Regions from separate parts of the Homo sapiens genome. Here region 2 is linked to region 1. The links are chromatin loops, found by intact Hi-C in ENCODE. Cell type or tissue: chondrocyte. All regions are shown on one strand. Links, peaks and the distances in the headings refer to the core of each region. The heading gives the core; the rest is flanking DNA. Region 1 overlaps BHMT (betaine--homocysteine S-methyltransferase). Region 2 overlaps ARSB (arylsulfatase B).

The links. A loop is a pair of places that touch in the nucleus more often than their neighbours do. Peaks named below come from ENCODE experiments on the same cell type or tissue, not always from the same donor. Only the 100,000 strongest peaks of a DNase experiment are listed, where the experiment ranks them.
Region 2: a loop joins it to region 1, with 3 times the contacts of the local background. A loop is called at or near these places in 19 of 110 quality-filtered maps.

The regions. Positions count from the first base shown.
Region 1 is chr5:79,126,829-79,143,851 of GRCh38, reverse strand. It overlaps BHMT (betaine--homocysteine S-methyltransferase), which reads right to left. Exons shown (of 8, transcript NM_001713.3): 7 at 15,869-16,097; 8 at 11,564-12,919. The coding sequence ends at 12,736. Among named protein-coding and RNA genes, the nearest start is that of BHMT, 24 kb to the right of the region's middle. In chondrocyte, for the core only: CTCF peaks have their summits at 10,104 and 10,318; no DNase peak of the experiment used is centred there.
Region 2 is chr5:78,901,157-78,918,179 of GRCh38, reverse strand. The region is part of intron 4 of ARSB (arylsulfatase B); the gene reads left to right. Among named protein-coding and RNA genes, the nearest start is that of ARSB, 76 kb to the left of the region's middle. In chondrocyte, for the core only: a CTCF peak has its summit at 9,617; no DNase peak of the experiment used is centred there.

The DNA of each region.
Region 1 (17,023 bases), core at 5,705-13,704:
CTAAGACAGCTTCAGACTGGGTCACCTTCGTGGGTGTTTGGAGTTCTCTGGGATTGATGGCTGGGGTTGATAGAATTCGTAAGGAGGTGTTCAAGCTTTTGCTGACTGTGGTGGAGAGACATGGAGGCAGAAGGTTGAAAGAACAAGGACAGGAAGAAGGTGGGCTATTGTTAAGAGATGATCCTCAGAGAAGAGGCTTTTGATGGGGTGGTGCAGGGGGTGGAAGAGGAATGGTTGGAAGTTGCAGTGGGAGCATGGAAGAGCTGCAGCCAACTCCTTTGCCTGTGGGGAGTTTTGGAGAAGGTAAGAAAATGAGCAGTCTGCCATAAAACAGAGCCATAACAGAAGTGAGGTTCTGGAAAATAGAGGTACTCTTTAATATTATTATTTTCTTTTATTATTATTTTGAGACAAGGTCTTGCTCAGTCACCCAAGCTGGAGTACAGTGGCTCAATCTTGGCTCACTGTGACTTCTGCCTCCCAGGCTTAAGCAGTCCTCCCACCTCAGCCTCCTGAGTAGCCGGGACTACAGGCACATACCACCACACCCAACAATTTCAAATTTTTAAATTTTTTTTTGGTAAAGACAGTGTTTCACCATGTTTCCCAGGCTGGTCTTGAACTGCTGGACTCAAGTGATCCACCCATCTTGGCCTCCCAGAATGCTGGGATTACAGGCATGAGCTGCTGTGCCTGGCTATTATTTTAAATTGAGTCATAATTGTACATATTTATGGTGTACAGTGTGATATTTTGATACATATATGCAATGCATAATGATCAAATCAGGTAATTAATATACCCATCACCTCAAACATTTATTATTTCTTTGTGTTGGGAATATTCAAAATCTGCCCTTTTAGCTATGTGAAAATATGTAATAAATTGTTTCTTCAATATTACTGAGGTTTGGTCTCCAGATGGTTGAGGATTTCTGTGTAAACATTTTTCAGAATAGAGTGAATAGATTATTTGGGATCCATGTCTTAGCCTATGGTGTTCAGGGGTCACAAACTGGCTGAATTCAGGCTCTGGTGTGTTTAGCTCACACCAGAGTTTGGGGAAAAAATAAATTTGAGTATTTTTTATGCAGAGCCTGCTGTTTCCGGTTTATGCAGCTCCACCTTTGGGTTGAAAACTGAGCTGTTTCATACATCTATATTACTTACTTGCCTCCAAGACTTTTGTTTCCTTAATATTTTATTATGAAAAATTTCAAGATACAAAAGTTGAGAGAATGGTATAATGAATCACCATATCCCATTACCCAGACCTGAAGACTTCTGATGTTGGGACTCCTGGGGAGATAAAAAACAGTAGTGCATTCTGGAATCTTCACAGAAAGGGCAAGATATTTTAAAAAGGAAAGAAAGAAAAAAGAGCAGTGCAGGCCGGGCACGATTGTTCACGCCTATAATCCCAGCACTTTGAGAGGCTGAGGTGGGTGGATCATCTGAGGTCAGAAGTTCAAGACCAGCCTGGTCAACATAGTGAAACCCCATCTCTACTAAAAATACAAAAAATTAGCTGGGCATGGTGGCGGGTGCCTGTAACCCCAACTATGTGGGAGGCTGAGGCAGGAGAATCACTTGAACCCGGGAGGCGGAGGTTGCAGTGAGCTGAGATCACGCCACTGCACTCCAGCCTGGGCAAGAAGAGCGAAACTCTGTCCAAAAAAAAAAAAAGGCAGTGCAAACCATTTTTTTGCAGAAGCTTTTCCCCTAATGTGGAACGTGGAATGCCTTGCTCTCACACCCACCTTGACTTTCTAGTCACTTTTTTTTTTTTCCTTTTTCTGAGACGGAGTTTTGCTTTGGTTGCCCAGGCTGGAGTGCGGTGGCATGATTTCGGCTCACTGCAACCTCTGCCTCCCAGGTTCAAGCGATTCTCTTGCCTCAGCCTCCCAAGCAGCTGGGATTACAGGTGCCCGCCACCACACCCAGCTAATTTTTGTATTTTTAGTAGAGATGGGGTTTCACCATGTTGGCCAGGCTGATCTCAAACTCCTGACCTCCAGTGATCCACCTGCCTCAGCCTCCCAAAGTCCTGGGATTACAGGCATGAGCCACTGAGCCTGGCCACTAGTCTTTCTTTATGTCTCTATAGGAGCATTATCTTTTTATTCATTTTTCCACATAATCATTCAATAAATATTATTAAGTCCCTTGTGTGTGTCAAGCCCTCTCTTGTAGGCACTGGAGTTGGGACAATAAGTAAGAAAAACAAGGTTCCTGTCCTCTTAGGACTTATAGCACAGGGAGGAAGAGATAGAATGTATACAATAATTAAATAACCAAATAGATCATGTGAAGTGCTATGAAGAACAAAAGTACCTGGTGCGGTGGCTCATGCCTGTAATCCAGTCACTTTGGGAGGCCAGGGTGGGCAGATCACATAAGGCCAGGAGTTTGAACCAGCCTGGCTAACATGGCAAAACTCTGTCTCTACTAAAAACACAAAAAAATTTTAGCTGAGCATGGTGGTGCGTGCCTGTAATTCCAGCCACTTGGGTGGCTGAGGCATGATAATCACTTGAATTCAGGAGCCAGAGGTTGCAGTGAGCCAAGATTGTACCACTGCACTCCAGCCTGAGTGACAGAGCGAGACCCTGTCTCAAAAAGGGAACAACAACAATAACAACAAAACTAAAGCAAGGCTACTTGACAGAGTAACCAATCAAGGTTTAGGGGTTGAGGGGATCGGGGTGGATGGAGAACTTTAGGTATTCAAGAGGGCCTCCCTGAAAGGGTGACACTTGATCTGAGACATGAATAACAGGAAGGTACCACCACTTGAAGATCAGGAGGCAGAGGGAACAACCAGTGCCAAGGCTCTGAGGTAGGAATGAGCTTAGGGGGTCTGAAGAACAGAAAGAGGTGAGCAGAATGGAAGTGTTTCTCTGGGCTTCCTCAGGGCACCGCAGCCCTCACTATGCTGGTGTAAGCAGCTTTTCTCTGTGCCTTCACAGCATCATTTGTGGCATTTATGGTCTTAGTCTGTTTGGGTTGCTATAATGGAATACCTGAGACTGGGTAATTTATAAATAAAAGAGGTTTATTTGGCTCGTGATTCTGGTGGCTGGGAAGTCCAAGATCAGGCAGCTCATCTGGTGAGAGTCTCCTGCTGCTTCAACTACTGGCAGAAAGCAGAAGCAGGATGTGCAAAGAGACACATAGGAGAAGCTGGGCTCACTTATAACAACTTGCTTTCTTGGGAACTAATCCATTCCCATGAAACCGAGAACTCACTCACTCCCACCAGAAGGCATTAATCTATTTATGACAGATCTGCCTCCATGACCATATACCATCACTAGACCCTACCTCCCACGACCGCTGCACTGGCAATTAAACTTCAACATGGGTTTTGGTGGGAGCAAACCACATCCAAATCATAGTGTCTATTAGAGCACTTAAGTCCTTTAGTGAGGGCTTGTCTCCCTCACTGATCCAGGAACTGACAAGTGGCATCTTTGTACCTCTCAGCCCTTAAGTCCAGTGTCAGGCCTCATATAAGGTGCTCAAATATGTGAAGCATAAATATGTGCATGTAGGAATGAAGAGAATGGGAGTGTAGGTTCAAATTTGGAAGTAAGCCAACCACAAACATTTTCAGCTCCTAATAGTCTGATGTCTGAGAAAAAATAATGAAATGTTTCTGTAATTTTCAAGTTTTCTTCTTTCTAGCAAGGGTCTCCCAAATATGCATTCATGTTTTTTCATTCATCAAATATTTACTGAGCTCTTACTATACCCAAGGCATTATTCTAGGCACTCAGGTATGGAAGTGAACAAAGTCAAGTTCCTGCCTTTGAGGAGCTTATATTCTAATGTTGTGGGGAAACAATGAATGAATGAGTGAATGAATAAAATATGACCAAAAATGCACAGCAGGTGGTAACAATCACTATGGAGAAGAATAAGCACCCCAATGAAGATAGAGGATATAGAAGAGGGGTGTGTTGCTATTTCACATAGGGCAGTCAAGGAAAATGAGCCATTTTTTGTCCTCTGGGAATCACATGCTGAGAAGGACATAGAAGTGCAAGATTTTGCTGGAGGGGCAGTGGAAATACTAGTGAAAATTAAAGGTAGAAGGCACAGGAGTAGGCAGAGACACCCTTCAGACTGCAGTGCAGTCTGACACTTTTGAAAAGAGAGGAAGAGGAGATAGGACTGGGCAGAAGTAGAAGCTGAACTGCAATGCAGGTCAAAAAATGCCTAGGCCAATCTGGTGGTGAGTTCTGGAGAGAATATCTCCTGTCAGAGTTGCCGCTAGTCAGGCCAGAATGCCAGGGTTTTATGCCCTTGCTTTGCTCAGGCATCAGATGCAGGCTGGCCTGGGAAGGATGTGACTTTGAACAAAGGGTCTGCAGCTTTGACATTGAAGGGGATGGCAGCTGGGGGCTGCAGTCACATAACCCACAGATGGGCAGCCTGTCCTTCCTTGAAGGGACATCTGAGTGCATGACTCAAGATCTGTGACACAAGGCAACTGCAAAGTTTTGAAATGATGACTGACATGATATGACTTAGTTCTTAAAAGAATCATTCAGGACACTCTATGGAGAATAGATCTGAGGGAGACTAGGGAGGAATTAAGGGAACTTGTAGAGAAATTTATTGTGAAATATTCTAGGTGAGAGATGATGGCAGCTTAGTCCATTACTCCCTAGGAAATAAGGAGGAGGAAGTGGAACGCAGTCAAATTTGGATGCATTTTGTAGGTAGATCTGACAGGCTTTGCTGATGTATTGAATGTGAGTATAAGAGGAAGAGAAAAGTCTAGGATGACTTCAAGATTTTGGCTTGAGCAACTAGAAGAGTAGAACTTCCATTTTCAAATATGAAAGATCCTGTGGGAGAGACAAGTTTAAGTGGGCAAGGGAAGATCAGGACCTTGTTTTCAGAGTCCAACTGGGCTGCTCCTTGGGTGTGGAGAGCTCTGGGAAAATATTTTTATGGAGCACCTACATATATATATATATATATAAAATTAGATTTTAAAATATATTTTTAAAGGTATTTGATTTAAAAACATATCTAAACATTCATGGGCCTGTGTGAGGTATAGTGAGTGACATGTTCATGAGGATTTAGAATAATGGGTTGAGAAGAGGTAACTGCTTGTTGTCCAATTAGTGCACATAAAGATTCTTCATAGTATCCAGACACCATCTGTCCCTATTGAGGAACAGGGACAATCTCTTGTTCTTTATTGTCACATGTGATACTTTCATATCTCCCATTGTGAGAAAAACATAGCAATGCCATTATTACTGACAATGCCATGCTTCTTTGGAAACTGTATTGAGACAATATGGATCTTGTTTCTGTAGCTCCCCAACACCATTTGTTTAATACTGGTTATATCATTACTCCTGGTGGTACATTAAGCATCAATGGATGCTTCTGAAAACTGGCATCCATTAAATGACTCTCTGTGAGGTGGTTACTGTGCTTTGTTGATGATGACCACAACTGCAAGTCTTACCAAGAATATATGGGAACAGGCTGGGCACAGTGGCTCATGCCTGTAATCCCAGGACTTTGGGAGACAGAGGTGAGCTGATCACTTGAGCCCAGAGTTTGAGAACAGTTTGGGCAACATGGTGAATCCCCATCACTACAAAAATACAAAAATCATCCCAGCTTGGTTGTGTGCACTTGTAGTCCCAGCTACTTGGGAAGCTGAGATGGGAGGATTGCTTGAACTCATACTACTGCACTCCAGCCTGGGTGACAGAACGACTGTCTCAAACTAACATATATATCTATATCTATACCAATATATATATTCATATACATATTCATATATATTCATATACATATTCATATATATTCGTATATATACATATATTCATATATATTCATATATATTCACATATATATTCATATATATTCACATATATATTCATATATATATTCACATATAGATTCACATATATATTCACATATAGATTCACATATATATTCACATATAGATTCACATATAGATTCACATATATATTCACATATATATTCACATATATATTCTCATATATATTCACATATATATACACATATATTCATATATATATTCGTATATATATTCACATATATTCGTATATATATTCACATATATTCGTATATATATTCGTATATATATTCGTATATGTATATTCGTATATATATTCGTATGTATATTCATATATATTCGTATGTATATTCATGTATATTCGTATGTATATTCATGTATATTCGTATGTATATTCATATGTATATTCGTATATATGTATATTCATATGTATATTCATATATGTATATTCATATATATTCATATATTCATATATATTCGTATATATATTCTTATATATATTCATATATATATTCATATATATTCATATATATTCATTTATATTCATATATTCATATATATTCATATATATTCACATATATTCACATATATTCATATATATTCACATATATTCATATATATTCACATATATTCGTATATATTCACATATATTCGTATATATTCGTATATATTCGTATATATTCATATATATATTCGTATATATTCATATATATATTCGTATATATTCATATATATATTCGTATATGTATTCGTATATATATATTCGTATATGTATTCGTATATGTATTCGTATATATATATTCGTATATGTATTCGTATATATATATTCGTATATGTATTCGTGTATATATATTCGTATATATTCGTTTATATATTCGTATATATATTCGTATATATTCATATATATATTCGTATATAATATATATATTCATATATGTATATTCATATATATATTCATATGTATATTCATATATATTCATATATATGAATATATATTCATATATATATATATATATATACATGAAGTGTCAATAATTCATTTTATGTTAGATTCTTGTTTACGCTTGAGTGCTGCAGACCATAGGTATTGCTGCAGTCAGAACCCTCACAGGTGAGAGCCAATGAAGGCCTACGTTCACTGCTCAAGGCAAGGGGCAAAGGTCCTGAACTTGTCCTGTGTCTGATGTGAGTCAGCCAAAATCAGAGTGTCAGCACCATACTGGGTAGCCCAATCTCACCAGATCTTGGGATAAAATACAGTTCCTGCCAGCAGAAGCCATCCTATCACCAGGGCTCCCTCCTGGAACCAGGACCAACATAAAGCCTTAGGCTTCTTAGGGCACTTGGTCACTCCAGGAGTGGGGTGGGTGTGAGGGACATGGTACGGGGATGTACAGGGTCACTGAACACTCAGAAGGAGACAAATGAGGACTGGGTCCCATGCTGACTGGTCCAGGCTTGGGGTTCCCTTCCTAGATGGCACAGCTGGCCCTGGCTGCTCTCAGCCACTGGAGGAGGATGTAAACAATTTTGAGGAAGGTGCCTCTGACAACCAGGATCCATGTGGGACCTGCTCCAGACCTGGGGCATCTGCCTGAATGGCCATGGGAAGTGGCTTGGGGCCTGAGGTACAGGGTCCGGGCCACGGACCGCTGGCTTGGGTCTACAGGCCAGGCTGATATCATGTGCCTGAATGCTGGGGAGTAGTCCAGGCTGGAGAGAGAAATCTGGGAGTCATCAAGCTGCTGAGAATGGCCTGATGGAAGGAAAAAAATCCTGAGGTGTCTAGCTCCCAAATTCCACTCTCCTATTCTCAAAATGTGAGAAGCCAGCTCTCTCCCTTCCTAGGTAGATGAAGGACTCTAAACCAAAAATTACTCACTTGATGATTTTTAGAATATTTAGCTTATGCAAATCTACAAAGAATTCTGAACCTTGAAAATAGAAACAGTTCATAATATGAAAAACCACAGACCCAAGTCTCCTTAGAAAACAGTACCTGTGGGGAGGAATGACATTTTCATTTTTCAGCACCAGGCTGAGTCTAGGGTAGTAACATTTTCCCTGCCCTCTGAACAGTGTTACTTGTTTTAGTCGGCTGTCTGTTTAGCCAGGGGAATAATTAATTAACAATTTCAGTCCGCTGGAAACATACCACCAAGTGGCATTCAGTAAATATTTATTGACAATGATGAGGCTATTATTTATTTATATCATCAAATCGCAAACAACTGTGGAGTTTTCCAGCAAGGCATTAGAAACTTGTTATCCTACAGTTGAGAAAATTGAAGGACAGAGAAGTGGGGTGATTTACCCAATGTTCTGCAGGGAGTTGGGGCAAAGCTAGGACTTGCACCCCAAAGTCTTGATTCTAAATGTCTTCCTTGCTTTTTCTGCTATGTGCCACTAGTGTTTTTGAGCCATAGGTGAATTCCACTAAGCTACCTCAGGTGTTTAGGACGTTAACTTTTGCAAAGAACAGTAAAATCTCATTAAGTCAGAATAATTGGAAGAATGACCAGGCTGACTTGAGAAAAAGTCTGAACTATTTAAAAAGATATTCAGCTTTTTCCTTTCAAGATCATGTAGTAAATTGGAACAAATAACCACAGAATGGGGCCAAGCAGAGGTCTTACTGAACCTGCCCAAAAGAACAAACTGGAATAATTTCTGAAGGGTACATTAACAGTTTGCATGCAAGTGATGACTGCTAAAGATAGTTCAGGCATTTAGAGAAATATCTTTTTATTAAAAATAAGTGAAATGTTTCCCTTAATACATTTCATGTAAGTATTTACATAGGAAACTTTCATAAATTTATTTATTTTTATTTTTATTTATTTATTTTTTTGAGATGGAGTTTCACTCTTGTTGCCCAAGCTAGAGTGCAGTGGTGCGATCTCGGCTCACTGCAACCTCCGCCTCCCAAGTTCAAGTGATTCTCCTGCCTCAGCCTCCCAAGTAGCTGGGATTACAGGCGCCTGCCACTACGCCCAGCTAAGTTTTGCGTTTTTAGTAGAGATGGGGTTTCACCATGTTGGCAGGCTAGTCTTGAACTCCTGACCTCAAGTGATCTGCCTGCCTTGGCCTCCCAAACTGCTGGGATTATAGGCGTGAGCCACCGTGCCCAGCCTGGAAGCTTTAATAAATTTAAATGTAAACATCTAACCATCTAACCACAAGTTAAAATGATCATGCGTTTGATTTCATGGCATATAAATTAACCTGTTTTTACTGTTTTGCTGTACATGACTTGTTTGGTATTATTCCTGTAACTCACAGCAGCATAAATGATGACATCTGTCTCTCTCATTTTCCATCATCTTAATTTTTCATCTATCCAATGCCAACAGAATGCCTCCAGCTGCTTGAAAACCGGAAGCATTTTCTGGCCATTCCTTTCTCTCACCACACTCCCACCAATTTTACCAAAGGATCCTACCCTTCCTGTTACCATTTTTGAGAATTCTTTGCATTTGCCTGCCTTTCATCATTTTCTGTTCAAACACTAAATATTCCTTCCTGAAGATGTTTAGAAATATTATACCTTGCTATCTCTAATTCTGTCGTTTAACATCCCACCAGGCATACTATTTCTGAAGCCGTTCATAAGTCCTATTTTTCTCTCTTGAAATTGACTTCTTCCTCCTTTGTTATCTAAGAGCCAGGGTCCTTGACCTGGCAGGTAACACGTGGGAGGTTCCAGACTGACTGAGTGGATGTTATTGACTATCAAGGAGGCTATTTGGGAGAACAGTCTATAAAGCCCTCAAGCCCTTCAGTGTGCTGAAGGCTGGAAAAAAAAAAACGTTTCTGGGGAAAATGGGGATCTAGTTGGAGATGCATAAAGCCTGCCTGCCTGCCTGCTCTCCTGCAGTCCCTCCCCGCCCTCCTTCCTCCCTCCCTGCCTCTCTCCTCCCTCCCTCCCTCTCTCCTTTCTTTCCTTCCCTCCCGTTCTCCCTCCCTTTTTCCCTCCCTTTCTCCCTTCCTTCCTCTTTTTTAATTCCTGACTCAAACTTGTTAAAGGCTTTTCTTGATGGGTGCGTTGTCCTGGATGTGATTCAAAGATCCACATGTCTTAAGAAAAAACTGACCAAAACTGTTAGAGCTTAGCCTGATGAAATAACTTAAGTTCAAACAAAATAAGGTTACTCATGCATTTCCTGCTGGCGACCTGCTGCCCCCATCTGGAGAAGTTGGGAACGGATGTTCTTGATTCATTCCTGCGCAGTTCTTGTTTCCTTTAGGGGTCTGCGTTGGCTTGGCTGTCTTATCCAAAGGTGGTTTGCTACAGTGTGTAGAAGTGTCAGAGTACAAACTGCAAACAGTTTATTTAGTGAGTTCATGTTTACTCTGAGTAACGCCAAAGACCTTTATTTTATTCCTGGCTGGAGGATGACTCCTTAGTTTTGTGGACCATCTGTTCTGGTACTGCCCCCCAGCTTCCCCAACCCTTCCTACAAAAGGCTAAGCTAAAGCCGTCTTTCTTGACAGCCTTGGAATAGTGAGAAGTGCTTCCTGACTTTGCATCCTGCCTTGGTAATCTTATCCTTAAAAGGATAGTTTGGACTTTTGATCTCTAAGGTCCCTCTGGTTCGGAGTCCATAAAAAATATTTACCAGTGAGAAATGTCTATTTAACATAAATCAACTCTTAGGTATTAAATGAGCTTTCTCTCTTAATGAACAAGATTTCTGGAAATAAAATGCACATGTTTGGAGGAGGGACTGAAATTTTAAAAACAATTTCAAAATATGAACTATACCACTAGGAGGCAGTGTTGACATATAATTTAATTCAAGAATGTCTTTACCATAGCTCCTTTTCAGAAAAATATTTTAAAAAACGATGGATATAAAAATGATTAAAGGTTATAATATTTTGGTGGCAACAAAACTCTGAAAAGAATATTAAAGGAACATGCATTTTACACAGTAATAGAACAGCAAGTCCAATAAAATGTCATCTGTGAGTGAAAGCTTTAAATACTGAGCTTGGTTTGAGAATATAAGAGAAATGATAGATAACAACTTTGCCAAAAAAAAAAACAAAAAACAAAAAACAAGTGGAGTTCACTCTTGTTTCCACTAGCCATATGCAGCCTCTGAAAGTTGTGCTGCTTTGGCTCTGTTTCTGTGCATTGAGGGATTAGGGGTGGATTATTAACTCTTAGTAACAAAATTCTAGCAATTTCTTTGCCTTTCCATTTATTTATTTATTTGACAGAGTCTCACTCTGTCTCCCAGGCTGGAGTGCAGTGGTGCAATCTCAGCTCACTGCAGCCTCTGCCTCCCAGGTTCAAGTGATTCTCATGCCTCAGCCTCCCGAATAGCTGGGACTACAGGTGTGTGCCACCACACCTGGCTAATTTTTGTATTTTTAGTAGAGACAGGGTTTCACCATGTTGGCCAAACTGGTCTTGAACTCCTATCCTCAAGTAATCCGTCCACCTCCCAAAGTGCTGGGATTACAGGCGTAAGCCACCACACCTGGCCTATTTTTGTTTTCTAGAATTCCCTGACTGGCTCTCCAGAAAGAGCCAGTAGGGCCTCTTTTCCTTTTAAATACTGCCACCTGCTCCTTTAAAATTCCAGCATACTTGTGAAGTAGGTTTTTCTTTTAAATAGGTGAAGAAATTGAGGTATAGAGGTTTCATGTAAGACTTAGCAAATTGTAGAACCAGGATAAGAATAAAATACAAGCAATATAGTCTCATTGCTCTTCTTTTTAATAGCTGAAAAGAATTACAATTTCAAAACAGCTCAAACAATTCAATAATGTTTAGAAAGCTGCATGACCTCTTTTCTAATACACTGAGGGTAGTCATGTTTCTTCTAATAGTCTTGTATCTTCAGGCTTGAGCTTTTGTAGGAGAGTAGATATTAAATTATCAGAGAAAAATATCATAGTTCTCAATCTAGGAAACCAGGCTAGAGTTTGGAGAATCTCTACTTTTTTCTTATTATATTTTTTAAAAGCTACCAACTAATACAAGCTCACTCTGCTCAGCCTTATGGCCCAGAGGCACTAGGTGGATCCAGTGTTGACTAGGATGGAGAGGGCTGAAATATCCATCTCTCCTCCCCTCCTCCCCATTGGTCTATGTCTTTTACTGGTAGAAAAGTGGGTCACGAAACAGAAGAACTCTGAGAGCAGGACTCTGGGTATTGGATATTTATTGATCAGGTCTCATATGACTGACCTACTTATAAGAATAAACTTAAACAGGATGGTCTCCTTAAGTGTCTTGTAGCAATATTTTTCAAACTGTGGATCCAAACCCAGTAGTGGGTCATAAAAATCCATTTGAAAAGTCTCAACTAGCATGTTTTATAAATGAAATAGAATGAAAAGGAATGGAACAGAAAATACTAGGATGGATCACACATTTAATTTCGACAGTAAGATGTGATGTGTTTTGCTGGGTCATTATATAAATTGTGTTTGTTACTAAGGGTCATGTTCAAAAGAACTTGGAAGCCCCTTTCCATAGCGCTTTATCTGTCCCTGGCTGGTTGCTGAGTCCTTTATGACAGTTCATGTCTCATCCTCTTTGCTAGCCTACCAACTTCTTCAAGTGGCATTAACATCTGAATTACTTTTCCTGTGCAGCAGTGATTTCCATAATACTTTTCACAGGGTGGGTGCTTAGTGAACCTGTTCAAGATTTACTTTGTACTTATTTTGCTCCTAAGAAAATTTCTAAAACATACTTTAAAATTATCAAGTGCTATTTGTAATTCTATTTTGTTCAGGTAATAGCAATAATATGTGTAGGATGGCATTCATGAAAGCACTGCTTTTTAACCCCCTTTTCCGTATTTGTAGGAACTGTGACCCAAACACCTAGAAATTCATCAAAAATAGCTTCTATCGAGGCTACTGTGATTTGAATTTTTGTTTTTCAAAGAGCTCTTTCAGCTGCTGCTCAGTTGTGGCTTCTTTCTGCTGCATCAGCTCGGCTGTTCCTTTGGTCACTCCCCAGCCATCTGGCTTTGACATTGAAGGGTTGTATGGCCGGCCTGAGGCTATCCGAAGATTCTCCCAGTATTCCTTCCTGGCCCTGTGTGAACAAAACACATGACACCAGACAACAGACTCCTCCCCTAGCTTTGGTCTTTATATCATGGAACCATTTAAAAATTATATAATATTTTAAATAATTTCACGCAGCACACAAAGTTGCCTATCAGACATTAAAAAGCAAAGGTGTCAATCTCAGCCACCTGTGTGGGCAGTCTGTGGTTGTTTGGCTTCACCATGATTCCTGACTACGAATTTATATGCTACTGATAAACAATCATTTGCTTACACTTATCCACACATTAATACTTAACAGGAAAAGTATGACATACCATTAACACAGTGAAAAAATCATGTGCTCAGGGTAACTAAGCAGCACAGTAGCATCACTAGAATACCCGTGTCAGCTGCTGAACAGCAACAACCATCAGCAACAGGCTTTGTCTCCATCCATGATGCTGTGTTTTGATTAAAAGGTTACTGTACACTGTATTTTACTTTTGTAGATGAGAAGAAACATCAGAAGCAGTTGAGGGACTGGGAAGCGGTCCATTCTGCTGGAAGGCTTTTTACAGTGTTTCCTCCAGAGGCATCTGCCTCATTAACAATGGTTTTTGTCATAGAAGGTGCCCTTTGATGTAAAAACTGATGTGATTTCTTGTTCTGTTATGAGTGCACATTGAGGGAGCCATCTTTGGATTCTCAGAGTGCATCCATTAAAACACACATTAATCTGGACTAAAAATTCCACCCCCTCCCCTCAATCTGTAAGTCTAAAGTTACTTTGAATTTCTTTTTTGAGACAGGGTCTTACTCTGTCACCCTGTCTGGAGTGCAGTGGTACGATCTTGGCTCACTGCAACCCCCGCCTCCCAGGTTCAAGTGATTCTTCTGCCTCAGCCTTTTGAGTAGCTGGGATTATAGGCCTATGCCACCACATAGGTACAAAATTAGTACAGCTAATTTTTGTACTTTTTGTAGAGACAGGGTTTCGCCATGTTGCCCAGGCTGGTCTCAAACTCCTGAGCTCAAGTGATTCGCCTGCCTCAGCTTCCCAAAGTGCTGGGATTACAGGTGTGAGTCACTATGCCCACCTTGAATTTCTTCTTTTAATATATGTACAGGGAAAATTTGGGATAGGAGTACTGTCTATTCCACTTACACTACCTGTCCTTCCTCACATCCTCATGAGCCAGCTGAGTTCACCTTGGTTATTCTTCCCCAAACCCTGGATAACTTCTGCACCTCTCACTCTGCAGGCTCCACTTCTGCCCTTCTATTTCCTTTGCTTCCTTCTAGCTCAGGCCTCAACCTGTCTGCTGTCCCTCCTAGCAAGTCTTCCTCACATGGCGATTACAACTTGCTAACTTGCTAATCTAACCTTGCCCTGGGCTACCTGAGACCACCCAGGCTCCTCTTTGCCTTTGGGATGGGGTCCTACATAACTCCTGAGCATGAATAAAGAGGCTGCCTCCTCCTCCTGGGAGGTGTCTTTCACCAAATTCTGTCTCTGCTATTCTCAAACTTCCAGTTTCTCAATGTGTCATTCTCTTTCCACTTCTCAGTGCTTTCCTGAGGGCTGTTCCTCTAGCAATGTAATTCCTCTCGCAGAATTCAACTCAGGCATCAGCTTTCTTAGAAATCCTTCATTCACCCTCTCTCTGCCTTTTGCCCCTTGGGACATTAGCTCAGACCCTGCACACCTATGCACATCTTCATCCTTGGACTTACTATACTCATTGGACATTACCTGCTTATCGTTCTGCCTGCTAGATTGCTAGCTCCTTGTTTAGCTTGCTACCTCAGCATCCACAACAGCATCTGACAGATAGCTGTGCTCTGTTAATAGCTGCTGAACAGAGTGGAACTGCTACCTCTCCTTGGAGCACCTGTCCTCCACCCGCTTCCTAGTTCTCTATATGGTAGGAGCCTATTGAGCCTTCAAAATCCAGCCCCAAAACCCTTCTTTTAAAATATCTTTCTGTTAGGCAGAGATAGTCATTCTCTTCTCTTGTTACTTTTCTATCCATACATCTACTAAAGCAGCTACCACAGTATAATACATTGGCTTTCGTATTCTTTTACCCAGTAGACTGTGAGTCTCTAATCCACGGCTTCTCATTTCTATATTCCTACTGCCCTTCCCAGTGCCTGACATACATTTTTTTTTACTAGTGTATTATTCATCTTCCCCATTGGAATGTAAACTCTGAGGGCAAAGACCTTGCCTGTCTTATTTGCCACCGTATTCCCAGCTCTGAAAATCATGCTTGATATAGAACAATCAGTATTAGCTATACTTAAGTGGTCCTTAACTCTTAAAAATCAATGCAATTTAAGAGTATTGTGCACCACACTAATGGTGCTTTACTAGAGCACAAAATCACATTTCATTGCCACTTACGTTTATTTACATGCTATATTCTTTTTTTTTTTTTTTTTTAAAACAGGGTCTCACTCTGTTGCCCAAACTGGAGTGCAGTGGCGTGATCTTGGCTCACTGCAACCTCTGCCTCCCGGGTTCAAGCAATTCTTGTGCCTCAGCCTCCCAAGTAGCTGTGATTACAGGCATGCACCACTATGCCCAGCTAATTTTTTTTTTTTTTGTATTTTTAGTAGAGATGGAGTTTTGCCATCTTGCCCATGCTGGTCTCAAACTCCCGAGATCAAGTAATCCTCCTACCTTGGCCTCCCAAAGTGCTGGGATTACAGGCGCGAGCCACCGCACCCAGCCTATATTTAAAAACAATTTTTAAAAAAATTTTTCTTTTTCTTTTCAAAATCCAAAATCAGGTCAAATACGTTCTATATTCTTAAAACAATCTCCAGAAATCACCTAATAAGGATGCTTTGTAAACATCTCTGGGAGAGAATTTGGGGATGACTGATTCTTCATCATCACACAACAAATTTGCTGCAGTCTTCTAAATGGCCTCACTTGAACATATTCATAATCTAAATTAGTTTGGGTTAGTAAAAAGATGCTTACCTTGCTCTAACCCAGGGTTTGGTGTGCATGTCCAAACCACTTCCCCAGCTGCCATGTTTTTCTGAAGCTGGTGGCAAAAAGCCCCTTTCTGGGGCCAGCTCCTCTGCAATTGCCCTGATGTGGTAGGGCTCAAATCCACAGCACCCGCCAATGTACCTGACCCCCAGGTTGTAGGCCTCTCTGGCGTATTTTTGAATATCCCATCTGGTGGCAACTCTGGGTTCCAGTCCTGTAATAAGTGGCATTATGCCATTAGGCATTATACATTCTTTTCATAAAAATTCAAGATAAGTAGCTACAAGTATGTAATTTTCAATAAATGAATTGTTTTCAATATTCAATTTTTACATTTAAGAAAAAACTTTGCTACTTTGTGTTGTATGTTCACTTTTACATGCTGTGGTATCCAGCCTTCAGGAGGTTCCAAATGACCCCTGCCCTTTGATGTTTTTCTTCTTGTGCAGTCCCCTCTTGCATTATAACAGGGCTGGTCTGTGAGATCCATAGAATATGGCAGAACTGGCATGTGACTTCAGAGTCTAGGCTATACAAAACATCATGGTTTCTGCCTTGCACTTTCTTGGAGCACTCACCCTGGGGAAAGCCAGCTGCCATGTTGCAAGCATCACATGTTTCAAGCATGTTTTCTAGCATCACAGTGAAAAGGCCCATGAGCTGAGGAACTGAGGCCCCCAGTCAACAGACAGCAAGAAACTGACACTAACTCCCAAAAACCAATTAAGTGAGCTAGGAAGTAGATCCCCCAGCTCCCAACAGGCCTTCAGGTGATAATAGCCCTGGCAAATATCCGGACTCCAACCTCTTAGGAGACCCTGAACCAAAACCACCTAGTTATGCTATCCCTGAATTCTTGACCTGGAGAAACTGTGAGATAAGAAGTGGTTTTTCAAGCCACTACATTTTGCATTAATTTAATGTGTTATACAGCAGTAAGTAACACAAATGCCTTGCCTTTCTTCCTCTGTGGCTCCTCCAGAGTGATTGTATTTTATAATATCTTACTTGTCTAAGGGTCCCTATAAAATATAGGATAGGGTGTAAAGACCTTAGAAGGAAATAGGAGGCTGGGCATGCTCTGCCCCTGCTGACCACTCTGGCTTAATTTGTGAGATCAACCCACCCGCTCTTCCCAAT
Region 2 (17,023 bases), core at 5,622-13,621, 230 kb after region 1:
ATGTGCAGATATATTAACTATAAAATTACATGTCAAATATTTAGTTGCTGTATTTAGAAGACAATACAATTCCTAAGAGAAACAATAAGCCTATTTACTAATACATCTATTTTCTACACCTCAGTCAAATTTATAGTTAAAAACTAGAATGAATTGTCTTTAGGGTTGAAAGCCTGTCTCATGATGCTGATGAGCCAGCGTAAGGAAGTGTGGTGACTGTTTGAGTTGTGTCTGTCTCTTGGTCTGTTCTCTTATAAGTTTCTAAGAAATTAACTGATGGTGGCCAAATTTGATTGAAGTATATCTAGTCTTCCTTGATTCCCCCTTGAACCTGTGGTTTAATATTCCACCTTTAAACATAACTGCAGGCTGGGCACAGTGGCTCACTCCTGTAATCCCAGCACTTTGGGAGGCCGAGGTGGGTGGATCACTTGAGGTTAGGAATTCGAGACCAGCCTGGCCAACATGGCAAAACCTCGTCTTTACTGAAAACATAAAAATTAGCTGGGTGTGGTGGCACACAACTGTAATCCGAGCTACTCTGGAGGCTGAGGCATGAGAATCACTTCAACCCAGGAGGCAGAGGTTGCGATGAGCCAAGATTGTGCCACCACACTCCAGCCTGGATGATAGAGTGAGACTCTGTCTCAAAATAAAATAAAATAAAATAAAACAAACACAATTGCATTTTAAAAAACCAGTGATTTAATTGAGAAAAATGCGTATGCTCAGACAAAAAAGAAAAAAAAATGACTTCAGATGGGCATGTATCCTATCAGATAAATAAATTTCAATAAAATTAAGTAGGTGGGTTATACAGATAATGAGAGAGAAGTAATGATAATCATAAAATTTGAGTTGACGTTCCTTTGTGCTTTATGCATTTAGCTTAAGTTTTTCTTGACAACAGACAACTATAGGAATATAGAATATAGTCTGTAGTTTAAAAGGAACTTTGGCACAATGTATCCAACTACCTAATACTGTATTAGAGAGGGCCTTTGAACTTGAGCTTCCTCTGCCTAGAGCTCTCTTCATCCTGACCTGACAGGGTTGACTCCTGGTCATTTTAATTCTCAGCTCAGAAGTCAACTCCTCTATCTTCTGCACCCTCTCCCTTTTCCCTCATGGTCTGCCCCATCACAGTGTTTGGTTTCTGTCCTGGCACTCACCACAGTGGGAATTCTCTCAACGTTTATTATTTGCTTTCCTTATTTATCACCTGTCTCCTTCACCAGAATTCAGCTTTATAGGAGCAGGGGCCTTGTCTGTCTTGTTCACCACTATATCATTCCCTGTGCTTGGCACATAGCAAGTTGGTAATTTAAAGTTTGACATTGAAATACATGTGTGTGTGTATCTATGTGTTTATAATTACTGGTAGAAACAGGCCAAAAAGATCCCCCCAAGAATGAATAACAACCTCCACTTACTAAACCTTTGTCTCATTCTTTGCTCCATTCCTGATTTTCTTACACACTTGTATTGCTTTTAGGACATGATAAATGATACAACTTAATAGGAAAATGATAAATCTCAAGGAGAAAACTTGGCATTAATGTAACATTTAATCTGCAGAACAAATTGATGTTGTAGCTTCCTTCTTATCTTTCTGTTTTTATCAATAAGAGAAAGATGTCTTTGGGGATGGGAAGGAAACAGAGGGTCTTGAGGTAGGATTCCCAGGGGTCCTCATCTCAGTGACCTCTTGTTCTACGTGCATTTTCCCGGAAGACAGGCAAGTTTAGTGTTTTACCACATTAACCCTGAAATCTGATAAAGTCTGTTCTCCTCTTTAAACTAAAGACAGTTTGTCTGTGTGCCCAGGCCCAGTCTCCTTTCTTCTGGACTGGAACAGGCCAGGGAAGATTTCTGGGCCTTTTTTCTCTTTCTTTCCGTAGTCAGGGCACCTGGCCACAGCTTTGTCTCTTATCTTGCCTTAGAACTTGCATGGGAAGCTGTCATAGACCGCCTGCTGAGAGCCTTAAAAGAAATGTAAGGTAGAGTGTGTAATTATTATCAGCTGTTCACATATGAGATGTAAGTATCTTGGATATTTTGGATTTTATGGAAGTCATACGCGCTTACCACATTATATTCATCCCGAACTTCAGTAATTTTACAATGAATCATTGATCTTAAGGAAGACTTGTAATAAATGCTAATCTCAGAGCATTAATGAAGACACAAACTAAGACTACATAAAGGCTATACAGGATGAGCATCCCTAACCTGAAAATCCACCATCTGAAATGCTCCCAAATCTGGAACTTCTTGAGCCGATATGATGCCACAAGTGGAAGGTTCCACACGTGACCTTCTTTGACTAGTCGCATTCAAAATGCAGTCAAACTTTGTTTCATGCACAAAATTATTTAAAATATTGTATAAAATTACCTTCAGGCTATGTGTATATGAAACATAAATGAATTTTGTGTTTAGATTTGATCCCAGCCCCAAGATGTATCATTATGTATATGCAAATATCCCACAAAAAAAATTTTAAATCCCAAACACTTCTGGTCCTAAGTGTTTTGGACAAGGAGTATTCAACCTGTAGTGTCCACTTAGATCTGGTTGGTGTTAGCTTCCATTTTACCTTCTTATTCATACCCTCACTCTCCTTTTCTTTTTTTCCCCAAATTAATGTAGTATCCATATTTAGTAGAAAGCCTATTTGACCTTTCTCATTATTGCCTGTAGGACATCTTTTCTTTTAGTGTGTAGAGTTAGCTTGCCTTCGACTGACATTAACAAAGTGCTTTCCTAATCACGATCCTCAATGCAGATAGTCTTTTCCTGGAATCACTTGTTTTCCTTTTAGTTACGGTATCAATGCAGCTCAGAAAGGTCCTAAGGTCATGACTGATGAAACTTCAAGAAAAAAAAAAAGCCAAGGGCCTAGAAATTGTGTCAATTTTAATTGATTAGAGGTGGCAGCAGTAGTTCTTGGTCAAGTAATTATCAAATAACTCAAAAAGGTATCCAGGAAATGACTGGGAAGCAGAAACCAAGCTGATTGCGCATTGATAGTGAAAACCAGATTTGTTTGACAAAAGGGAAAGTTTCTGCCAGAATTGAATTATGTCTCTTCTAGGCAAAAATACACACATAAGGAACAAGGAGCAAGCTCAAAAACTAAAGAAAGTAGCCCATTGCCTGGCAAATTACTAGAAAAATAATAGGAACGTTTAATGTCCATAAGAAGACTTTCATGAGGCCAGGTGTGGTGGCTACCACCTATAAATCCCAGCACTTTGGGAGGCCAAGGCAGGTCACTTGAGCCAGAGTTAAAGAACAGCCTGGCCAACATGACCAAACCCTGCCTCTACTGAAAACAGAAAAATTAGCTGGGCGTGGTGGCAGGTACCTGTAGTCCCAGCTACTCGGGAGGCTGAGGCAGGAGAATCGCTTGAACCTGGCGGAGATTGTAGTGAGCTGAGATCATGCACGCCAGCCTGAGTGACAGAGCGAGACTCTGTCTCAAAAACAAAGACTTTCATGAAATAAAACGAATAATGAGGTATCCTTGGCATCATCTGATGGCTCTGAGTATTTGTTGGGCTGCTCCATTCTGATACGTGGGCCATTCTGTCCAACAAGGTGTGGCATTGAGAAGGATTGGTGGTCACATTAAGGGCTTGTTTTCTTTTATATTGTTAAATAATAGACTCTGAAATGTTACTTTTCTCTGTAAAACAAGGTAGTACTTCCTAGTTCATTTCTTTCTTCTTTGTAAATTAATATTTAAAATAATACTTTCTAACTTTTGGATTACCAGATTAGACTTTATTGTATAATAAACCACATGATTTTAGATTTAAAGTCAGCTTTTGAAAGAAATCCTTATTATTTGTTCATTAATTTTAATTAAAAATTTGATAATGTTTCTGATAAAAAATATTAATATGTGGCTGCTGGGCACAGTGGTTCATGCTTGTAATCCCAGCACTTTGGGAGGCCAAGGCAGGAAGATTACTTGAGGCCAGGAATTTGAGACCAGCCTGAGCAACATAGTGAGACCCTGTCTCGAAAAAAAAGTTTTAAATATTAGCTGGGTGTGGTGGCACATATCTGTAATCCCAGCTACTCAGAAGGCTGAGGTGAGAAGATGACTTGAGCCCAGGAGTTTGAGGTTACAACGTACTATGATTGCACCACCGCACTCCTGCCTGGGTGATAAAGTGGTATCTTGTCTAAAAAAAAAAAAAAAAAATCATGGTATTGAAAGGTATAAAGAGGAAAATGTGAATTATTATTATTCTACTCCTAAGGTAAATATTTAACCTTTTATAGTGAAAATTTTTCTGACACTAAAAATTTTTTTAAAAACATGAGTTTTAACAATAGCAGTCATCTTAAGAAATCATTATTGAGGTGACTACAGCTAGCAAAGAAATTTTTTTTCCCCCAGCTGAAATCTTGGGTACCTTTATACTTTGGTATAAACATGTACACATAGTAGCAGAGAATAATTGTGATGCACTAAGCTGGCAGGTCTGTGGATTTCAGCTCCAAACACAAATATGTAACACTGAGCCTATATTGAAATATGGATTAAGAGGCTCTAACTCACTTTTGTAAAATAAAATGATAGGAGCCACATTTGTGTTTAATTATAGCATGAGAAACCTGAGAATCAAAAGAAATAAGTAAGTTCCATCACACAACAGGATAGGAAAAATAGAAAGTCTACCTCACACTGCTGCATTTGTCTGTAACTTGGCCTACTTTATGAAACTCAAAAGCGAATTAAGCCGGGCGCGGTGGCTCACGCCTGTAATCCCAAGCACTTTGAGAGGCTGAGGCGGGCGGATCACGAGGTCAGGAGATCGAGACCATCCTGGCTAACACGGTGAAACCCCGTCTCTACTAAAAACACAAAAAATTAGCCGGGCGAGGTGGCGGGCGCCTGTAGTCCCAGCTACTTGGGAGGCTGAGGCAGGAGAATGGCGTGAACCTGGGAGGCGGAGCCTGCAGTGAGCGGAGATCGCGCCACTGCACTCCAGCCTGGGCGACAGCGAGACTCTGTCTCAACAAAAGAAAAAAAAAAAAAAAGCGAATTAAAACTACATTTTAAAAGCCTGGTTCTCATCACAGTTTTTGGCTGTTAGGGATAGGACTGGTGCAGGCAACATTGCTCCAGCTGACCAGGAAATGGTCTTCCAGAATCCCTCTGATTTAATGAGCCCTATCTCCTAGCTCTGCGTGGGTTTTGAGTAACCATGAAAAAAAGCTTTTAAGTGATCAAAATGATATATTGATTCTTTCTTTCTAATGCCTTGAATATTCTTTCAGCAAAGCTGCTTTAAAAATAATTTCTGATTTTCTATTTGGTTTTTATCAAGACATGGAAATGGATAGAGGTATTGTGAATTGATCCCAAGAGGAAGAAATTCCTGTAAAATGTAGATGCGTTGGTCACATGGGGGAGAAGCTCCTGTCTGACCTCTATTTCATATTATGAGCTCAAAACATGCTTTCTCATGGGCCATGTGACATCATGTTTGGTTGAGCAAAATGTTAATGTTGCAGTGATTGGGATCAGTGCTGTGCTTCCTGACCCACCTGCTGCATTGGTAAACCTGAAACCACCGCAGCAAATATGTTTATTTGCTTTTCCCTGAAATGTGCTGTTCCTTTTTACCTCCTACAGATAAAACTGACAGGCCCTTTTCCTGCTAGCCAAAAACAGTGAGGAGAACCAGGTGGAAGACACAGCTTTTAAAATGTAGTTTTAATTCACTTTGAGTCCCATAAAGTAGGCTGAGTTACAGACGAGCTGTGGGCTTCACCAAATCACTCCATGACCTCACTTTCCTTCTGGCAAACCTCTCCCAGTGCAATATGTTGATATCGTTGATGGAGTATGAGAAACAGCTTGCTGGAGAAGAGCCTGCCTGTGATCTCTTAAGGTTGCCAGACAACATCACTGTAGGCCATCTTCTCTCTTTTTCCTTATGCTTCAATTTCCCATGGCTTTTGTGTACTACAATAACGTCAGTAACCAACCTCACTGGAACCACTTGGCTTGTAGATAGTGAAAGCTCTGTTTACATTAGAGGTAGTTTCAGAATTGATGAAAGCCTGTGTTGACTTCTTAGTTTCTTATAGTGGATATTTTGATTGAAAACACTGGAATCTCCAATGTGATAATTGACCTTACTGTTGTGTACTGAGATCTCTATTTTAGATTCTCCCCAAATACCACCTTTTTTCTATTTTTAAAATTATTATTGCAAATTCAGTCAAATAATATGGTAGACAGAAATTTGGATGGGCTTCAGGAAAAGAGGTTTAATAGTGGATTTGCCCCTAACTAGCTGTACAGCCTCTTGCATATCATTTAATCTATCTTGACCTCATTGTCTTTGTATTGAGATTCTGTGGTCCAGTCATGGGAATTAAAATCACCATCCATAGAAAGCTGTGTCTCTCGTCTCTTTGTGATTCAACACTTCATCTTTTCTGCAGAGTAGAACACCTTGTAGGCAGGTTCATAATCTTCTCTGTACTTGGAAATCACCCGGAAAGCCCCCTTTCAAGTTTCTAATTGCCCAAGTTATTCTTTTTTTTTTTTTTTTTTTTTTTTTTTTTTTTTTTTTTTAGAGGGAGTCTCACTCTGTTCCCCAGGCTGGAGTGCAGTTGTGCGATCTGAGCTCACTGCAACCTCCGCCTCCTGGTTTCAAGCGATTCTAGTGCCTCAGCCTCCTGAGTAGCTGGAATTACAGGCGTGCACCACCACACCCGGCTAATTTTTGTATTTTTAGTAGAGACGGGGTTTCACCATGTTGGCCAGGCTGGTCTCAAACTCCTGACCTCAGATGATCCATCTGCGTTGGCCTCCCAAAGTGTGCCCAAGTAATTCTATAATGTAGCCAGGATGAGAACCACTGGTATCAGGTCTAGACCCAGGGACTCATTATTATAAAACATTCCCCTTTGACATACCTTTTCATCCTTGAGTCAGGACAATTTTACCTTTCAGAAAGTAGCTACAGTCCTTTTATAATTTACTCCTCACCAAAGGTAAAATACATCCATTTTCTCTGTGTGTGACTTCTGACTATTCTGCACTGATTCAATACCCCTTCGTTTTTTGCTTATTTTTTCATTCTCACCATTCAACCACACTTGACACTTGAATCACTTTTGTTGATTTAAAAGAACAACAACAACAAAAATACAGAGTAAGATCACTTGACTTTATTGTATTAGCCATTAAATCTCTTTCTGGAGCAATAGTTCTCTAAGTATGGTCCCAGGAGCAGCAATATCACTATCACCTGGAAACTTGTTAGAAAGGCAAATTCTCAGGCCCCTTTCTGGACCAGAAGCTCTGGAGATGGTTCCCAGCAGTCTGTTTTCACAAGACTTCTAGGTGATTCGACACACTATTGCTTGAGAGCTGTTCTAGAGAGATTTTATATTTTCAGATAGTTGGATTTTTAAAAATTTTTTTAGTGTGCTCAGATATTTTTGAAGTAATCGTTGTCTGAACTTACTTGGTCTAGAAATAGAAGAGATGTTCTATTTCTAAAGGGGATATTTCCCAATCCTACCCATCTTTTTATCCTTTAGAAGTTTTCATCTTCTTTTCTGCTTTTAGAAGACCTATCCATATCTCTCTTATTTTTACACTGAAAATTTAGTCTTACATTCTATTATCATGGAAACTTTAATAATCAATGCTATTTCAATGATGTATTATGATGTGATGTAACAATAGATGGGGCAGTGACTAATACAACATTAATTTCTACTTCTTCATTTGTTTATTTTTATTGGACCTTCAGATGACATTCTTCTTACTTTATGAAGGGGGCCAGCCCCTCCACACCTGTGGGTATTTCTCATCGGGTGGGACGAGAGACTGAGAAAAGAAATAAGACACAGAGACAAAGTATAGAGAAAGAACAGCGGGCCCAGGAGACCGGTGCTTAGCATACAGAGGACCTGCACCGGCACCGGTCCCCGGGTTTCCTCAGTATTTATTGATTACTATTTTCACTATCTCAGCAAGAGGAATGCGGCAGGAGAACAGGGTGATAGTGGGGAGAAGGTCAGCAAGAAAACATGTGAGCAAAGGAATCTGTGTCACAAATAAGTTCAAGGGAAGGTACTATGCCTGGATGTGCATGTAGGCCACATTTATGCTTCTCTCCACCCAAACATCTCAGTGGAGTAAAGAGTAGCAGAGCAGCATTGCTGCCAACATGTCTCGCCTCCCGCCACAGGGCGGCTTTTCTCCTATCTCAGAATTGAACAAATGTACAATCGGGTTTTATACCGAGACATTCAGTTCCCAGGGGCAGGCAGGAGACAGTGGCCTTCCTCTATCTCAACTGCAAGAGGCCTTCCTCTTTTGCTAATCCTCCTCAGCACAGACCCTTCACGGGTCTCGGGCTGGGGGGATGGTCAGGTCTTTCCCATCCCACAAGGCCATATTTCAGACTATCACATGGGGAGAAACCTTGGATAATACCCAGTTTTCCTGGGCAGAGGTCCCTGTGGCTTTCTGCAGTGCATTGTGCCCCTGGTTTATCGAGAATGGAGAATGGCGATGACTTTTACCAAACATACTGCCTGTAAACATTTTGTTAACAAGGCACATCCCACACAGCCCTAGATCCCTTAAACCTTGATTCCATACAACACATGTTTCTGTGAGCTCAAGGTTGGGGCAAAGTTACAGATTAACAGCATCTCAGGGCAAAGCAATTGTTCAGGGTACAGATCAAAATGGAGTTTCTTATGTCTTTCCCTTTCTACATAGAGACAGTAATGGTCTGATCTCTCTCTCTTTTCCCTACAACTTAAGAACACAGACACAGATTATTTTTTAAAGTTATTCTTAAACATGTGGAATTACTTTATAATAAACCCAAAAGTTGCTGTTGTTAGAGGGAAATTTTTACTAAGTCAAGTACTCTCTGGAAAAAAAAATGTGTGAGCATAAGCTAATATCATAAATGAAATGATGAAGAAGAGGATAAGGGCACATGGTCCTAAGTGAGGAAACTTTGACCCAGAAACCTTTTGCAGTGACAGAAGTAGACCAAGAGTCCAAGTCTCCATGCTTCCAATTCAGTATTCCTTGCATGAAATGTCACTGCCTTTCGAGACTATACCGTTTACCTAATTGGTTGGATCTTTGTCAAGAGCTTGATCCAAGTGGAGTTTCTTTGTTTAATATATAAAGCATTTGCAAGTCCTTTCAAGGGCAGCACATAGTTTTATTTAACTCCCTCAAGCCCTCTCACCTCTGTCAAGTTGCACCAGGAAATTCAAGGTCTAGCCAAAGGCCCCCAATGAGTTAAAAACCCAACCATCCTGCAGAGTAGAAGAAATTAATGTCAAAACCAGATGTTCCTCTGTGGGCCTTGCTGGATTCATAAGTCAGGATAAAGCCAGCGTGGATGCATGCATGTCAAAAAAAAAAAAAAAAGTCTTGGCCAGTGTTGTAGAGAAATGAAGTGTTGTTTCATCTGCAGTTCCTCTCCAGTCCTTGCTGGTTGGGAGCACTGGCTCCCGGGAGACTGGTGGCCCTGACACTCAAGCCATTAACTGAGAATGCTCTCTAATCCCTTGTTTTCATTGTTGGTGTTCCGGCCAGGCTGCCCGCACAGAGCCTGCCCGTTTTCATTGGCTGCAGGAATTGTTATTGGAGTGGCTGACAGCTGTCTGCCAGGCTGCCTGAAACTGCCTTCCTGTGCTCTCCGCTGCTGCTCCACTTCACAGCGCTATTGTTCCTGTTGAGCCTTTTCTTAAAATCTTTCCCAGCTGTATCCTGATATGGTAAACCACTTAAATTAGCTCCAGATTGTTCTGTTTATTTTGTGTTAGATAAGCGACAAAATACAGTCCCAGCGGCAGACCAAGAGGAGAGTGGAAGTCGGGGGAGGGGGGTCAGAGGACACAAGGTCTTTTACAACACAAGGTAGAGTTCCCAGACAAAACTGTGAGAGGCACAAGTATGATACAGTCACTGGCCTGACCATTTATACGTGACTCTGATGGGCCAGGTGAGCAATAACGTTGCATCTGCGCACACCTCATTCCAGAAAAGAAAATCAAGACCCCAGCATACAGCTACACTGGAAGGGAGCTAAATTTCTATTATTGGAAATAGACACAGTATTGCTGTCAGGTTGGTTGCCATGCCAGCTGTCCAGGTACCATGCTTGATGCCCTGATTACCACAAGACTTCCCCCTTCCCCCTGCTTTTAATTATCCTTCTGTAGTGCAGTGTATGGTAACTGATGGGCTCAAAACTGGCCCACATTTGCCAGTCTCCCTATATGCTCAGCACTTGAAAATGAGTCTTCTCTGCTGTAATTTAAAGCTAGAAATCCAAAGACATTGAGTCACCAGCATAGGTATTTTCCACACAGCTGCAAGTGAAACTTCACAATGGACTTGGCCGCTATTTGCTTACACTTGCCATCTGTGCAACCGCTCTACCCGTGGCCTCCCCCGCTTTGTGGTTGTCTTCTAACAGGAGCAGTCCACGCAAAGCCTTCCTGAATACTTAACAAAATTTTAAAAAATATAATAGATACTGTCCTAGCATGAAGGCGCTGCCTTTGTGATTTTTAGGAATTAACCCAAATAAAATATGAAAAATAAACTACCGAGTGCTTTAACGCAGCTAAAGCATGCAAGCAAAACCAGCAACCAGCTGAGTTCCGACAGTTACTGAGAGTTTTGTATGTGGTAATTCAAGACTCCCCAGGAAAGATCTCATGACTCACTCCAGTGTGGCTGGGCCTCCAGTCCTCACTCTGAACCAAAGTCCTGGAAACACTTTTCCACCACGTTGAGAGAAGGCGAGGGAAGAACAGGGTCAGGAGTGATCAAATGCCCTTAGAAACAGTCTCTTTCTTTCCTTTTGGGAAAACAAACTCACTGTGTAATAAAAAGGTACAAAGCCAACTTTGGAATAATAATCACCCCGCCCCATCCCCTTGCCCTCTGATGGAAAGTGCCTTGTCTTCTCCATCAAGGTCTAGCTGGGGGCTTGAACGGCCTCCGTGTCACCTCTAATTCCCCAGTTTTTACCTTGTTTCCTTTCTCTGTATCTTTTTTGCCCTTAGTTGTGTACAGTCTTGTATTTTTTCACATAGGCTATGCTTTCTGTGGATGTTGCCTCCCTCGAAAGCAGGGACCATGTGTTGAACCCCTGTTGCCTTTTCCCAGAGTAGCGGGCACCTAGCAGGTGCTTAATTAAGGTGTGTCAAATAATTGTTTCCTTTTTTATTCTTACCTGACATGAAGTATGCTCCTGTATCAATTCAGATGAAGGTTTAAAAAAAATCAAGACAAGTATCACAAGTTCCCTTAGCCCATTCTCATTAAAATCATGGGCACCACCTTCCCGTGCTCACCAGGATGGAGGAAGTCAACAAATATCTTTCTCATTGATTAAAAACTCTGGATAATACTGAAAGCAACTATCTGAGGCTTCTTAAAAGTACTTAGGTTGGTGCTAAAGTAATTGAGGTTTTCGAAAACTGCAATTACTTTTGCACCAACCTAATATAACAGCAGGGATGATAAGAATAGGGACAGAGAAGAAAACAAAATCAGGTGAATGGAGAATGGGGAATAAAGTCAAAGCTTCATGAATCCCTTGTGTGGTGAGTTTTGGAGGTTTATTTTCTCTCCTCTATCTCTTGGCTTTGACCTAAGAGCCAATGGAATTATGGAACTATGCAGCAGGCACTGGCAGCAACATCTCCAAGAGAAACCTCCTACTTCTAACCAGAGGTCTAGGAAAGTGGGCTCTTGCTCAAGAATATGGGGAATTCCTATTTTATTTGTTTTTTCTTTTCTTTTAATTTTTTGAGATTGAGTCTCACGCTGTTGCCCAGGCTGGAGTACAGTGGTGTAACCATAGCTCACTGCAGCCTCTACCTCCTGGGCTCAAGTGATCCTCCTGCCTTAGCTTCCCAAATAGCTGGGACTGCAGTCATGCACCACTACACTTGGCTAATTTTTTTTTTTTTTAATTTTTTATGTTTGGTTAGCGATTGGATCACACTATGTTGCCTGGCTGGTGTGAGCCACAGTGTCCAGACTGTTTTTTCTTTTTCTTTCCCTTTTCTTTCTTAACTCTACCCCAAGACAGGCCCCAGTTGAAGATCTGCATTGGTGTTGTGGTGGGGTGCAGGCACCTAAAATCTCAAAAGAAGACCCACATTTCTGACCGGAGTGTGAGATAATCTCTGTTATTTTCCTCTTTTTTTTTTTTTTTTTTTTTTTTTTTGCTACTTTGCTCCCAAAGGCAACCTCAGTTATGCAGAAGTGCATGACAGAATGGGGAACTACAACCTAACAGAAACCTGTTTTTCTGATCAGAGAAACCACATAAAGGGGCCCCTGGAGCGGAGGTTGGGGGTGGATCTGAAGGATCTAAAGGGAGAGAAGAACTGGAGAAGAGGATCCCCTGATTCTGTGTATGAGCTAAGCCCCAGGCTCACCTCCAAGTGCATATATGCCACACAGGCCCAAAGGAGCAAAGCAGAGGCTTCGAAAACTCAACTGCCATGTGAACCACTGCCCAGGTCCTAGATTAACCCCTGAGTGGCACATGCGCTGGGCAAACCCAAACCTCATAGCAAAGGCTTTAAAAACTAAACTGACATTAGAGCCACTGTCCACAGAAGGTGAGACAAAACTTGTGGTCTGAGTCTCACTAGGTTGATTCTCTGCTTAACCAAACAAACATCAACACCCTCGAGAGGATTTTAACTAGACCTAGAGGCTCAGAACATGGTATTCAAAATGTCTAATAGACAGTCCAAAATTACTCATTATACAAAAAAAAAAAAACAGGAAAATACGAGCAGTACTCAAGGGAAAAGACTAAAAATAGATTATTTCAGCTGTGATGAGCTCATTTGAGATGATCATCCAAATATTGGTGTTGTCAGACAAAAACTTTAATGCAGCTATTGTAACCATTCTCCATGAGACAAAGTTGAACACTCTTGAAATGAATGGAAAAATAGCAGTGAAATAGAAACTAAAGCCAAACAAATGAACAAACAAAACAAATGAAAATTATAGAACTGAAAAACACAATATCTGAAATTTAAAATTAACTCTATGGGTCCAATAGCAGAATGGAGCTGATAAAGAAGAGTCGGTGAACTTCAAGATAGATCAATAGAAATTATACAGTCTGGGCTGGTCGTGGTGGCTCGTGCCTGTAATCCCAGCACTTTGGGAGGCTGAGGTGGGCAGATTGCTTAAGGCTAGGAGTTCAAGACCAGCCTGGCCAACATGATGAAACCCCATCTCTACCAAAAAATACAAAAATTAGTCAGGTGTGGTGGCACACGCCTGTCGTCCCAGCTACTCAGGAGGCTGAGGCAGGAGAATTGCTTGAACCCAGGAGGGCAGAGGTTGCAGTGAGCTGAGATAGCGCCACTGCATTCCAGCCTGGGCAACAGAGTGAGACCCTCTCTCAAAAAAAAAAAAAAAAAAAAGAAAGAAAGAAAAGAAAGAAAATTATACAGCCTGAAACACAGAAAAAAGGAAGAAAAACAGTGCTGCAGGGACCTATGGAATAATATCAAAAGGTCTAGCATTTATGTCATTAGAGTCCAGAAAGAGAGCAGAAATATTAGTGTAGAAAAAATATATAAAGGAATAATGTGTGAAAACTTCACAAATTTGGTGCAAGATACATGTACAAATTCAAGAAGCTCAGTGAAATCCAAACAGGATAAACTCAAAGAAAACTACACCAGCATCATAATGGAACTGCTGAAAACTAAAGATGAAAAAAAAAAATACCTTGAAAGCAGCAGTCTCATTCATGGGATTGAATGAAATTGAATGAAAGCATGTTCACACAAAAAACAATACCCATATATTTATAGCATCTTTATTGATAATTACTAAAAACTGAAAAACCCAAATGTCCTTCAACTAGCAAATAGATAAACAGATGTGGTACTTCTGTGCAGTGGACTACTACTCAGTAGTGTAATGAACTGTTGATACACACATTAGCATGGATGAATCACAAATGCATTATGCTGAATGCAGGAAGCCAGACTGAAAAGATTACACACACTATGATTTTTTTATATGACATTCTGGAAAAAGCAAAACCTTAACGACAGAGAAGCATCAGTGGTTGCCAGGGGTTAAGGCTGGGTGTACAATTTGTCTACAAAGAGGTGGTACAAAGGAGTTATATCACAGTGATAGAATGTTCTATCCTGATTGTGGTGGTATTTATATGACTCTATTTGTTAAAATCCATAATGATGCACACCAAAATAAGTGAATTTTACTGTATGTAAATTAAAAAGAAATCACCAGCACATGATTTCATATCTGATATGGTTAATATATCTTCATGACTATGTGAAGTATAGAAAAGATTCATGTAATCTCTTATCTATTTTGAAGTCATTTTCCATTTGATTCCATAAACTTTCAGGAAGCCAAAAATGGAATAAACAATGAAATGGTCTCTGATACATACAGAAAGCTTTCCAAAAAAGAATTTTGTGTTTCATATGCCAGGCAGATGTTTTGTAGGGTCAGCTTACCACAAAAGGCCTCGCTGAAAAAATGCAGTATAAAAGTAGGGGCCTGTAAGAGAAAGAGAAGCACATTGACTCCAGAGGAGGTCTACTGTTTTATAAAAGAAGCCAAGCAAATTTGATGGACTGGTGAAAACAAGAACAAAGAATCTGACATGTCTTGGAAGCTCTGGGTTTTGATAATTAGGGAAGTATTTAGAATGCTGTCTCGAGGAATCACATCTTTTGTGCTGAGATATATCCCTGCTTGTGTTCTGAAATATACATGGAGTGGGCAGGCTTGGACTGTTTAAATGAAGCAGATTTTTTACATTCTTGTGACACTAGGAAGACTTTTCCTGAATGTAGGATTTTTTCTTTAACGCACCTCTCATCCAAATGGCAAAACATCCAGGATGGGTGCTTACTTGCAATGAGATCTCCCCAGCTGACCAGAGCTGTACTTTCTCCCACTGCTTATTCCCCCTCTGAAGTTACATCATCATTTTGCTCCCTGGTACACCATTATGGGTCTTATCTATTTTTATACATAAATATATTAAACAAAACTGTTGGTTTTAAGAAACTTTTGACCTATTCTAAGACCTATTCTCTGTTTTTCTATAAAAGTTTTATGGTTTTAGCTGTTGCATTTAGGTCTTTGATCTATCTTCTTTTTCCTCATACAGTATTGTTTTTATTGAGATATAATTCATATACCATGAAATTCATCCTTTTAAAGTATACAGTTCACTGGTTTTTAGTATATTCACAAAGTTGTGCAATCATCACCATTGTCTAATTCTAGAACATTTTAAAAATTAAACATACAAGAAATTCTCTACCCCTTAGCAGTTACTCCCAACTCCCTTTCCTCCCTCTGTCAATCACATAATCTATGTTTTGTCCTTATGGATTTTACTAAGCTAGACATTTCGTAAAAATGGAATCATACAATATATGGCTTTTTGTGTCTGGCTTCTTTTATTTGGCATAATGTTTTAGATGTTCATCCATTTTGTAGCATAAATCAGTATTTCATTTCTTTTTGCTGATGCATAATATCCCTTTTATTGCTATACATTGCTGAAAATATACATTTTAAAAAATCCATTAATCAGTTAATGGATATTTGGGTTGTTCCTACTTTTTTGGGCTATTATGAATAATGCTGCTATGACCATTCAGGTACCAATTTTTGTGTGGACATATATTTTTACTTCTCTTGGGTATATACCTAGGTGTGGAATTGGTGGATCATGTGGTAAATCTATGTTTAACTTTATGAGGAACTGCTAAACCCTTTGCCATGGTTTGAAGGTATCTCCCAAAAGTTCATGTGTTGGAAACCGAATCCTTCTGTCCTCATGAATGGATTAATGAGGGTTTTGCCATCATGAATAGATTAATGTCACTGTCACAGGAATGGGTTCATTACATTGAGAGTGGCTTTGTTATAAAAGTGAGTTCTCTCAGTCTCTCTTGCTCTTGCCCTCTTATCATATGATGCCCTCTGTCATGTTATGACACCACATGAAGGCCCTCACCTGGTGCCAGCACCATGTTCTTAGACTTCCCAGCCTCCAGAACCATGAGCTAAATAAACTTGTTTTCTATATAAATTAACCAGCCTATGGTATTCTGTTACAGCAACAGAAAACAAGACTAAGACACTGTTTTTCAAAGCAGCTGCATCATGTTACACTCCCACCAGCAATTTATGAGTGTTCCAGTTTCTCCACGTCCTTACCACCACTTGTCAATTGTCTGTCTTTTTTGTTATATAGTAATCCTATTGGGTATAAAGTGGTATCTTCTTATGGTTTTAGTTTGTGCCTCTTGGATGACTAATGTGGGACATCTTTTTGTGTATCTATTGACCATCTATTTTTGTGTATCTTCTTTAGAGAAATGTCTATTTAAATCCTGTGTCAATATTTTAATTTGGTTATCTTTTATTATTGAGTTGTAATATGATTCATCTTTAATTTTTATGTGTGTTATGAAGTAGGGTTTGTCAAGGTTTTGTTTGTTTTTTTTAACGTAGATATCAGAATACTCTAGCATTATTTTTTTTTGAAAAAACTATTTCCCTATTGGTTGGTTTGGCACCCTTGCTAAAAAGCAAATGACCATTTAAATGTGGTTGTTTTACTAGGCACTCCATTCCAGTTCCATGAAATCTTGATTACTGTAGCTTTATAGTAGTTCTTGAAATTGGATAGTATAATTCTTCTAACTCTGTTCTTCTATTTGAAAATTGATTGCAGTCTTGGGATAAATATCACTTTATCATCATGTTTGTGGTAGGCAGAGTAATCCCCCGTCTCCCTCCTGCCTCCAAACATGCCCTAAAGCCTGGAACCTGTGAATATGTTATGTTATATGACAAGGGGAATTAAGATTGCAGACCAAATTAAGGTTTCTGATAAACTGACCTGAAGATGAGGAGATTGTCCTGGATTATCTGGTTGGACCA